2 separate regions of the Homo sapiens genome follow, and region 2 is linked to region 1. Evidence: chromatin loops called from intact Hi-C (ENCODE). Cell type or tissue: CD14-positive monocyte. All regions are shown on one strand.

Region 1 (5,000 bases):
TGGAAAACTGATAAAGCAAAAACCAAGACCAAGCATTTATCCCACCTTCCCTGTATGAACTTTATTTCAGGATAACCGAAAAGTTGATGAGAAAATGTTTATAGGAGAAAAACAGTTTATAAATACAAGAGGAATGACACAATTAGAAAATCACTATTTTATGACACCCAATGAAATAAGGGCAATAATTGCTAAAACTGTTAAGTTAAAGGCTATACATTTATATAAATGTATTAAAATGACCTTACCTGAACCTATTGATTAATATTAAAAGTGCAACAACAACTACACACAATACTGACATAACAGGAAGTACAAAGCACCACCTATGAAGTATTCTGCATCTACCAACCAGTTTACAGTCAATATAAAGGACATAACATGTTAAATGACACCATGAGGATTCAACCAGCCAAATCTAGGATGTAGGAAATTCTATAAGAAAAATGACTCAGTCTCTTGATGTTTAAAAAAATATGTACATATATACAACACACAGATCTATACCTATATATTCCTTCATGTTTTCTCTGCCAAAGAAGTCTTTTTGAGATGTTATGTAGAAATCAGTTTTTGTTTCTACCAAAACGGTGTAGGGGGAAGAGAAAAAATTATTATAGATTAATATCTTAAAAGGCACATCAAACAAATGCAATGTGGCCTTTGGATCCTGATTTAAACATACCAATGGTAAAATGCCATTTTTGAGACAACTGGAGAAAATGTATCACAGACTGGGTATTAGATGATATTAAAAAAGATTATCTGAATTAATTTTGTGGGGTATTATAATAGCATTATAATTACATTTTTAAAAATCCTATTTATTCAAGATACATACTAAAGTATTTAGGGGCAAAATGATGTTATCTGGGATTTGAGTTAAAGCATTCCAGAAAAAATATTGAGGGTGAGCGTAGTGAAGAACAGATGAAACAAGTTGACAGCTATTCAAACTGAATGGTGGGTATACAGGAGTTCATTATTCTATTCTAAGTATGTTTGAAAATTTCCACTTAAAAAAGTCAAAAACAAAAAACAAAATCAGAGTCCTAAAAACAAACAAACAAAAAAACTCTGTCACTTGTCTCATGTTTTAGAATCCTAAAGAGCTCATGAGCTCCTTTCTCCAAATGTAAGACTTCAAATCACCAGTGTTCACCTCTGGGATCTTTTAATGTGATATGAAGCCTGATGTGGTGGAAGCTTTGGGAAGAACAATCAGTAAAATTCAAACCATTCTTTTTTGGTTGACTTCTGTTCTTTAACTCTGTCAAAGATAAATATTCTAGGATAGATGGAAAGAGAAATAAAGGGTGTTGTACTTTAAAATCTACATATAAAAATTCACATCACCAGTAGTAAAAACTTCGACATCGTGTATCTTCCTGACACAATGGATTGAGAAAGGCACAACATCATTTCTTTTCTTTTTTTTTTTTTTGAGACGGAACCTCACTCTGTTGCCCAGGCTGGAGCGCAGTGGCATGATCTCGGCTCACTGCAAGCTCCGCCTCCCGGGTTCACGCCATTCTCCTGCCTCAGCCTCCCGAGTAGCTAGGACTACAGGCGCCTGCCACCACGCCCGTCTAATTTTTTGTATTTTTAGTAGAGACAGGATTTTACCATGTTAGCCAGGATGGCCTCGATCTCCTGACCTTGTGATCTGCCCGCCTTGGCCTCCCAGAGTGCTGGGATTACAGGCATGAGCCACCGGGCACAACATCATTTCTGTGATATTCCTTACCCCAACTGTATACCCTCAATCTAATCATTTGAAAACATCAGACAAACCTAAATTGAGGGACATTATATAATTTATAATATAAATATATAAATATATTTTTTTTCAAGGAAAAAACAAAAAGTTTTATAGTCCACACTGGCACTGCTGTAGACAATATTATGATTGCATAAAACCTACAATGTTACTCTGTTGGCTAGAAAGAAAGCAAATACAGTGCCTCCCAACATACCTTCCCTAAATCCAGATACAGAGATGTTTAGTATTTCATTAGAGAAGAGGCAAGCTGCCTACCTCGCTCTGAATCAGAACGATCTGAAGAAATAGTTGATCCAATGCTGTCCATTCGTATTCGTTCCATCTCCTGAGGACCCTGCAGCTGTTCCAGTCGCCACTTTAAAAATCTCTGTTCTCGTTCCAAATTCTCGAGCTGGTGCTGGCTTTTTCTTTCAGCTTCTTCAAGTTTCTGAAATGATGAAATGATTTTTACATTTGTGTATAGTCCAGTACAAACAATAAAACTGATTCCTCCTTTAGCAGAGAAAACATGAATGAATATACATGTGTGAGTGTGTATAAAAATATATAAATACATTTTAAAGCCTCCAAAATGAGAATGCATATAAATACATATTTTTAAAAATAAAAAATAGTTTTGTCTTTACTTTTGTGTGTATGTAATGAATGCTATGTTACTTGAACAAGATGGACTTCTAAAAGTCTGTAAAGTAATCTCCACGGAGAAACTTCCTCTAGTATGGTATTTGATGGAAAAATACGGAAGGACACAGCCAAATGAAGTCATCTCCACCAGAGGGCACAACTGCCTTCCGAGTATGAAGAGGGTAATTGTTATTTTCCTAGTGTTCTCAGTTCTTCAAATGGCCACGCTGTCAAAACAATTTAGTTTAATCAGGTTATGTTGTTCCCATCAGATTAGCTGGTAAGTTTTTAGAAAGACTTCTCTTGAGGTCAGTTATTAAGGAGGGCATGGTGAACTAGCTGATGTATATGAATAGGAATCAGTGCCAATAATTAAACCAGAACTGAGGGAATTGTGCAAATCTGAAAGTAAAAATTCTCACCTTGATGTGTGCTTTGGCTTTGTTGAGCAAACCAAGTGTTGTGTGCCGGGTGCAGTCTGGTCCTAGTGGAATCAGAACTTTTAAGCGTTCTAAACAAAGGCGCAGATGAGCTCGTCTAAGAAAGACAAAAAGTCAAATCAGCACAGTCTGGTTATTTCACTAGAAATATCATAAAACCTATTTTAAGATAAACAATAATTTGCATTTATTCAGCCTATAGGATAGATGTCACACCCCTAATTCTCCACTGTCAAAGAATGTAGGGGTGGCCGCATTTCAGTCTCTGCTATTTCTGTTGTACTCTTTAGACAACACTCACTTTAGATTATTATCCCCAATGGTAATCTCTGTCAAGATGGTTTATTTTTTAACTCACCCCATAAACTGTCTCAACTGTATTAATATGGAAGTGTGAAAACATACCAGGACAATTGTATTTGATCTTGAATAACTAAAACCACAGGCGAGAGGAGAGGTTTTCAGCTATGGTACCCCAAGGGAATATAATATGCTCACAAGTTTCTATTTCCCCCCTCCCACCTTTTACTTGCTTGCACGTGTGTGGGCACACACACACACACACACACACACACCCTACCTCTCTACAACTGTAGCCATCCTACAGTGTGTTACATGTTGTTATATATTAGTTTGAACCACATGAAATTTCTGATATTCAACCACTTTTCACTTATAAAAATGTTGATTTCTTATACTCCAATACAACAGAAACAGCAAAATTCTGTGACCAGCTAGGGTAGGGTTAGACAAAATATATGCCCTGTGGTCAATTCTAGCCACAGAAATAACCCATAAAATAATCCCCTGCTTCCTATCTAAGTGTGCTAGCTCGTTAGCTTAATTTTTATTTCTTTTTTCTCTTCCTCTCTCGTCTCTCTCACTACCTGCCTCCAATCCACAAGGACAACAGGTGACAAAAATTACTTACTGAAAGTCATTGCATTCTCTAATCTATCCTTCCTGTGGGAAAGTTGAGGGAAATTTCTCCTAGAAATGCTAGCAGAGAACCTCATGGATTTACCTTCCCTGTGCCCTAAAAGAACTATGATCATGGTGATGAGAGAGTTCTGAGTATTTAACTTCATCCTAAAACAATACTAGTCCACATCTTTGGTCCTGTGTTTCATAAGGGGTAAGGTAATTCAGCAGTTAACAGCATATCTGAAAAGAAAATCCACAAATACGTTCACAGTTTACCCCTAGTCCTTAAAGACCTATAATTGAACTTTTGGTAACTGTCTTAACTGCATCAAGAACAAAACACACACCCTCCATTCTCTTCTGAAAGAGGACTAAAATGGTTTTGCTAATTCACACACCAAACTATGCGCTTTCTCTGTCTTAATAGACAAGAAATAATGTCAAGTGAAATTCTCAAAGGCTAGCAATTTGAAAAGAGAGGTAGGAGAAGGCAATAAGCAGCCAATTATGTCATGACAAGCAAGGATGATTAAGGGTAGTGAGGTCAGAGGTTTGGCTAATGAATTAAGATTCTTCTAGCACCTACTAACCTAACTATAGTTAAAGGTCTGACAGTATTTCCATTTCAAATTTCTTTATTGAGTTCAGTACCTCAGGTCTAATAATTGGGTCCAGGCTGAAACCTGACGTAACTGGTGTGGATAAAGGAATCCCTAAATCAAAGGTATATCAATGGATTCTCCTTAATGATATTTAACAACTTCAAAGTCACTTTCCTCCCCTGCTGTACTACCCAAATGCATAGAACCTTTAACAAAATTTTCATTTTTAACTGGAAAATTTCTTAGGTGAGGATTCTCATGTGACCACAGTGCTCTTGCTCAGCAGACCAAAAAAAGCAAACAAACAGCAACAACAACAAAACACCAGAGTAAAAAGTGCCTTTAAACTCTTCATTAAGATTATTATGGCATATGATAACAACTGCACTCATATAATATGACTGGAGCGTGGAAACAAAGACTGGCAGCTACACTAATAGACAATCCTGCTTTAAATTCAGTCTTCTAAAAAACTCAACAAAGCAACTAGTAAAGTTAACAAGCACATTACCGCAAGAATACCTTGTCAATTTGGTTCAAATTAACTCCAAAACTTCAGTATATGTAAGAATTATCTTTTATTTTTTAGTTTTTAAGAAACTTAAAATGGGCTGGGCATGGTGGCTC
Region 2 (5,000 bases), 380 kb after region 1:
TAATGGAGTTTAGATGTACATGCACATACCTGTATTGTAAGGTAAAATGTGGTAAGTGTGATCAAGAAAATCTGGACAGAAGGCTGTGGAAGTTTGAGGGTGAGAGGGGAAGATGATGAAGAGCTTCATGGCACAGGGGAGACAGTTGAATTGGACCTTGAAGGATGGGTGGAGTTTGGGTAAATAGAGGGATGGGGTGGAGGAGGAGGAAAGAGGTTCTAGGTAAAAGTATTAGTGGCAGCAAAGGCAAAGAAACAGGGAAGCTTCGGATGCTCTTCAGAAACAGTGGGACAGGTTTCCCTGGCAAGAGACCAGGGAAGTAAAAAGCAGTGGTGGGAAATAAAGCTGTTGTTACAGGATTCTTCAGTTGCAGGTAATAGAAACTGCCTTGAGATACCTTGAGCAATAAAAATGCTTTATAAGGATTCAAGGGCAGAGCCACCATATTGGCACAACTCCAGATTGTGAATGGTGCTCTCAGAGTTATGTGTGTCAGGGCCTCAGATAGGGTGTCTTGTGGAACATGAGGGCAGGAATGTAGCAGGCCCTCAAGAAGAACTGGGACGGGAGGGTTTTCAGGTCTTGCTGCATATCAGTTTCTCTTTTTCAGCCAACTGGTTGGGTCATATAAACCTGACAACACCTACATTTATATCTTTTCCTCTCTTACTTTCAAGATACCAGATTGAACTAGAACCTTAATCCCCCAAATTCAAAGTCCAGGATGAGAACTTGATTGGTATATGTAGCAACTTGGTTCTGCATGGTCCTGGTTACTCTGTGTGTGTGCACGTGTGCGTGTCTGTGTCTGTGTGTGTGTCTGTGTGATGTCAGACATGAGTAATGGGGGTCCACCAGTCCACCATGATGGAGGGGGTGGTAGATAAGGGTATTTCTGTAAGTTGAGCAAAGATCACAAAACATGTCCATTCTGGCTGGCTGACTTCCTGCCTCTCCCCAGAGGTCCTGGTCTACATGGTTGCGACAAGGTCAGGCCTGTATTAACCTGGGAACAACTCAACCTCAAGATTGGATCTCTGCCTGGAGACATGGATTTCCTGGCCTTAGGAGCAAATGAAGGGCTTGAAATGAATAAGCAAAGGGATCGGATATTTGAGGCAACAGTATGAAGTTTAGGATACTTTGATGTTTAGAACAGTGTTCCCCAAACTGTGTGTGTTCTTCAGTATTCCTGTTGTGTCTTGTAAGATGCTCTACAAAAAATATATTTGTTAGTTGAGAAAATAGTGAAATGAGCTGAACAGTGTTTTTTTATTGTGGTGAAAAATGTATAATATGACATTTATTTTAACCATTTAAAAATGTACAATACTGTAGTGTTAACTACATGCACATATTGTTGTGCAACAGATCTCTAGAACTTTTTCGTCTTGCAAAACTGAAACTTTATATCCATTAAACAGCTCCTCCCAGTCTCTCTCCTCCCCTCCTATCCCTGGCAACCACCATTCTACTTTCTCTCTCTAAGATTTTGCTGGGCCAGTCACGGTGGCTCACGCCTGTAATCCCAGCACTTTGGGAGGCCGAGGCAGGCGGATCATGAGGTCAGGAGTTGGAGACCAGCCTGACCAACATGGTGAAACCCCATCTCTACTAAAAATATAAAAATTAGCCAGGCTTGGTAGCACGTGCCTGTAATCCCTCTGCTCAGGAGGCTGAAGCAGGAGAATTTGCTTGATCCTGAGAGGCGGAGGTTACAGTGAGCCGGCCGAGATTGCAGCACTGTACTCCAGCCTGGGTGACAGAGCGAGATTCCGTCTCAAAAAAAAAAGTTTGCCTGCTTTAGATAACGCATGTAATTGGAATCATGCAGTATTTGTCTTTTTGTGACTGGCTTATTTCACTTAGTATAGTGTCCAAGGTTCATCCATGTTGTAACATATGACAGGATTTCTTTCTTTTATAAGGCTGAATAATATTCCATTTTATTTAGAGACTTTTTTTTTTTAACCTGTTCATCTGTGGATGGTCATTTCAGTTTTTTCCACCTCTTGGCTATTGTGAGTAATGTTGCAATGAACATGGGTTTGCAAGTATCTTTTTGAGATCCTGTTTTCCATTCTTTTGGATATATGCCCACAAGTGAGATTGCCAGATCATATGATCCTTCTATTTTTAATTTTTGGGGGAACTTCCATACTGTTTTCTGCAGCACCTGTACTATTTTGCATTCCCACCAATGGTACACAGCATTCCAGTTCTTCCACTTCCTCACCAACACTTGCTATTTTTTGTTTTGTTGTGAGGTGATGGCTCATTGTAGATTTGATTTGCATTACCTGATGGTTAGTGATGTTGAGTATCTTTTCATATGCTTTTTGGTCCCATTTGTATATTTTCTTTGGAGAAAATGTCTATTCAAGTCCTTTGCCCCAATGAGTTTCATAGCTGCAGGACTTCTCAGGGCCTTTAATATGCTGATGTGCACTCTGTACCTCTAAGGAGGGGATAAAGTATTCAGCATTTTTCAGACTTAAATGTCCATGGAATTTTCCCAGTTATTTCAGGGGCGGGGTGGGAGACTCTAGTGTTTCATGGAATACCTTTATATGTTGTTCTGTGATAGTACTTTTCATCCGATGATGGGTCTTGCATGTAGAGGTGGATGAAGGGAGAGGTCAGAGTGAGAGGTGTATTCAGGCACCAGCTCACTGGCTGTTCAGCCTGGCAGAATATAGGAAAAGTAGAATATCAAGCTGGAATCGGGGTGGTGGCATGTGAGGAAGCCATGAGGCTGGGTGCATAACTGTTAGATCTAGTAGGCAGTGGGAAGGTAAGGATAGACTTGGTGAGGTTCGTTTGTGTTCATTAGAATAGACAAATAAGATTGGTCAACTTCAGGCTGGGTGTGGTGGCTCACGCCTGTAATCCGAGCATTTTGGAAGGTTGAGGCAGGTGGATCACCTGAGGTCAGGAGTTCGAAACCAGGCTGGTCAACATGTGAAACCCCATCTCTGCCAAAAAATACAAAAATTAGCTGGGCGTGGTGGCTCATGGCTGTAGTCCTGAGTACTTGGGAGGCTGTGGTGGGAGAATCGCTTGAACCCAGGAGGTGGAGGTTGCAGTGAGCTGAGATTGCGCCACTGCACTCCAGCCTAGGCAACAGAGCAAGACCCTGTCTCAAAAAAAAAAAAAAAAAGATTGACCAACTTCATATGAAGCAAAATATCATCTTGACCAAGGACTGGGTGAGGAAGTAGGCTGGCCACTGTGATTTGAGCCTGAGTTATGGTATGAGTCGTAGGTAGCAGAGGAGCTGGGCACTCCCCCATTTAAGAAGGGCAGACCATTGCCTTGTCTTCAAGGAATTTTGTTTTTTCTTTTCTTTGGGCCCCTCTGATGAGCTCTTCCTTGTTTCCTGTCAGTCCTAGGCCTCAGCCTTTGGATGTGGGCTTCATGTCACCTGGATTCTCTGCTGGATTCACCAGTGGCATTTTTAATTTTCTGCCCTTCAAGCATTGGACAGTTGCCCTAGGCTGATTTGATTGCAGTCACCCTGTTAGTGTTGAGCAGATGGTGGTTCCCGCAACTGGAGCACATGATGATTATGTAGCAGTTGGTTTGGGCAGTTCTGTAAGTCCCCTGGCACAGTTGTCTGAAATTGGGGCCCTCCTCCGAAAGGGTTCTCACAGGTCGTCATGGAGCCTCAGCTGAAGACTCCTAATAGCTCTACTATTTGTGAATCTTTACCTCCAGGGGAGGCCTCAGTGTACAGAAAGATTCGACCTGCTAATGTTACTTGAATTAAGAGTTGAAGGTTTCTGGTTAAGGGTGTGTTGGAAGCTTTGTAGTGTTTGTATTTCAATTTCAGTTTTCTTTTGCCTGGAGTTAGGATATTATCTGTGTGTTTACTAGTAGGAGACACCGACATCTTATAGCTGAGTCAAGTTTATCTTGATGTTCTTGGTCCTGGGTGCTGTTCCTTTGCCAGCTTTTTTTGTTTGTTTGGTCATCATAAAGCTGATTTTTGGACACCCTGACTGATACTTAAAAATGTTCTATCTTTGACAGTAGGTGTGGCCTATTACACCCGAAGCAATTCCTTCTGGGAGTGGCAGTGAGGCCATCTAAGCCACAGGGGATGTTCCAGGCTTTCCCTCAGCTCTTTATCTCCTACTAATGATCCTGCAATATCAGAATTAGATGGCTTTTCCCTCCATGAGGAAACTGAGGCTCTAATCTGAGACAGATGTGTTTTGTAGCAACATCCTGAAAATACAAAATGTATCAAGCTTGCTTGGTGTTAGCTGTTGCTCTTATTGCAGAAGTCACTGTTTAGACTTCACAGACTTACATTTTTGCACTCTTGCTGTCCTTCCATCTTCATCACCCCTCTCCACTCTTTCTTTTATAATCTTAACTGTCATTTCTATTGCTGTAGCTTAGCTGTCTGTCTTACATACGTGGAGAAATTGTGTTTTGTTTGTTTGCATGTTTTCTGACTGCTGCTCAGGGCTAGGTCTGGGGCAAATGCAGAGGGCAGGTAGTTAGCATATAGGTAAGCGTATGAGCTCTAGAGCCTCTCTGGGTTCAGATGCCAGATTTGCTACTTACTAGTTGCTTGACATCAGGCAAGTTACATGAAATTCTGAAGTGTCAATTAAACTTTCTGGGTCTCAGTTTCTGCATTCGCAAAAAGGAGATTGTGACAGTGTGGTATGTACCGCATGGGCTATTGTTAGGATGAAATGGGTTCATACTGTAGATGTGAATGCTTGAAGCACTTGAATGCTTGCTGCTTGAATGCTTGATGTCACTTGAAAAGTCTCGTCATATTAGCTGCCGCTATTGTTGTTATTACTGTTGTGGAGATGAATGAGATTCCCTTTGAAGAGATTAAATAATAGGTAAGCCACAGTCATAAATGAGAACACAAAAAGAAACTGGTGAATGTCATGGGAAAGGACCTCATTAGCACTGTCTAAGTAGAATCTGTGAGATACACATGTAATATTCAATGTTCTCATAGACACATTAAA

Evidence for each region. Peaks named below come from ENCODE experiments on the same cell type or tissue, not always from the same donor. Only the 100,000 strongest peaks of a DNase experiment are listed, where the experiment ranks them.
Region 2: it touches region 1 in a loop (2.9-fold over the local background); 5 of 110 quality-filtered maps call a loop at or near these places.

The regions. Positions count from the first base shown.
Region 1 is chr10:110,277,124-110,282,123 of GRCh38, reverse strand. It overlaps MXI1 (MAX interactor 1, dimerization protein), which reads right to left. Exons shown (of 6, transcript NM_130439.3): 4 at 2,830-2,944; 5 at 2,039-2,210. Among named protein-coding and RNA genes, the nearest start is that of SMNDC1, 25 kb to the left of the region's middle. In CD14-positive monocyte, CTCF peaks have their summits at 2,327 and 2,526 (motif pointing right); a DNase peak (open chromatin) is centred at 2,553; H3K4me3 peaks cover 344 bases; H3K27ac peaks cover 475 bases.
Region 2 is chr10:109,902,006-109,907,005 of GRCh38, reverse strand. The region is part of intron 3 of XPNPEP1 (X-prolyl aminopeptidase 1); the gene reads left to right. Among named protein-coding and RNA genes, the nearest start is that of XPNPEP1, 19 kb to the left of the region's middle. In CD14-positive monocyte, no CTCF peak of the experiment used is centred here; no DNase peak of the experiment used is centred here; H3K27ac peaks cover 4,287 bases.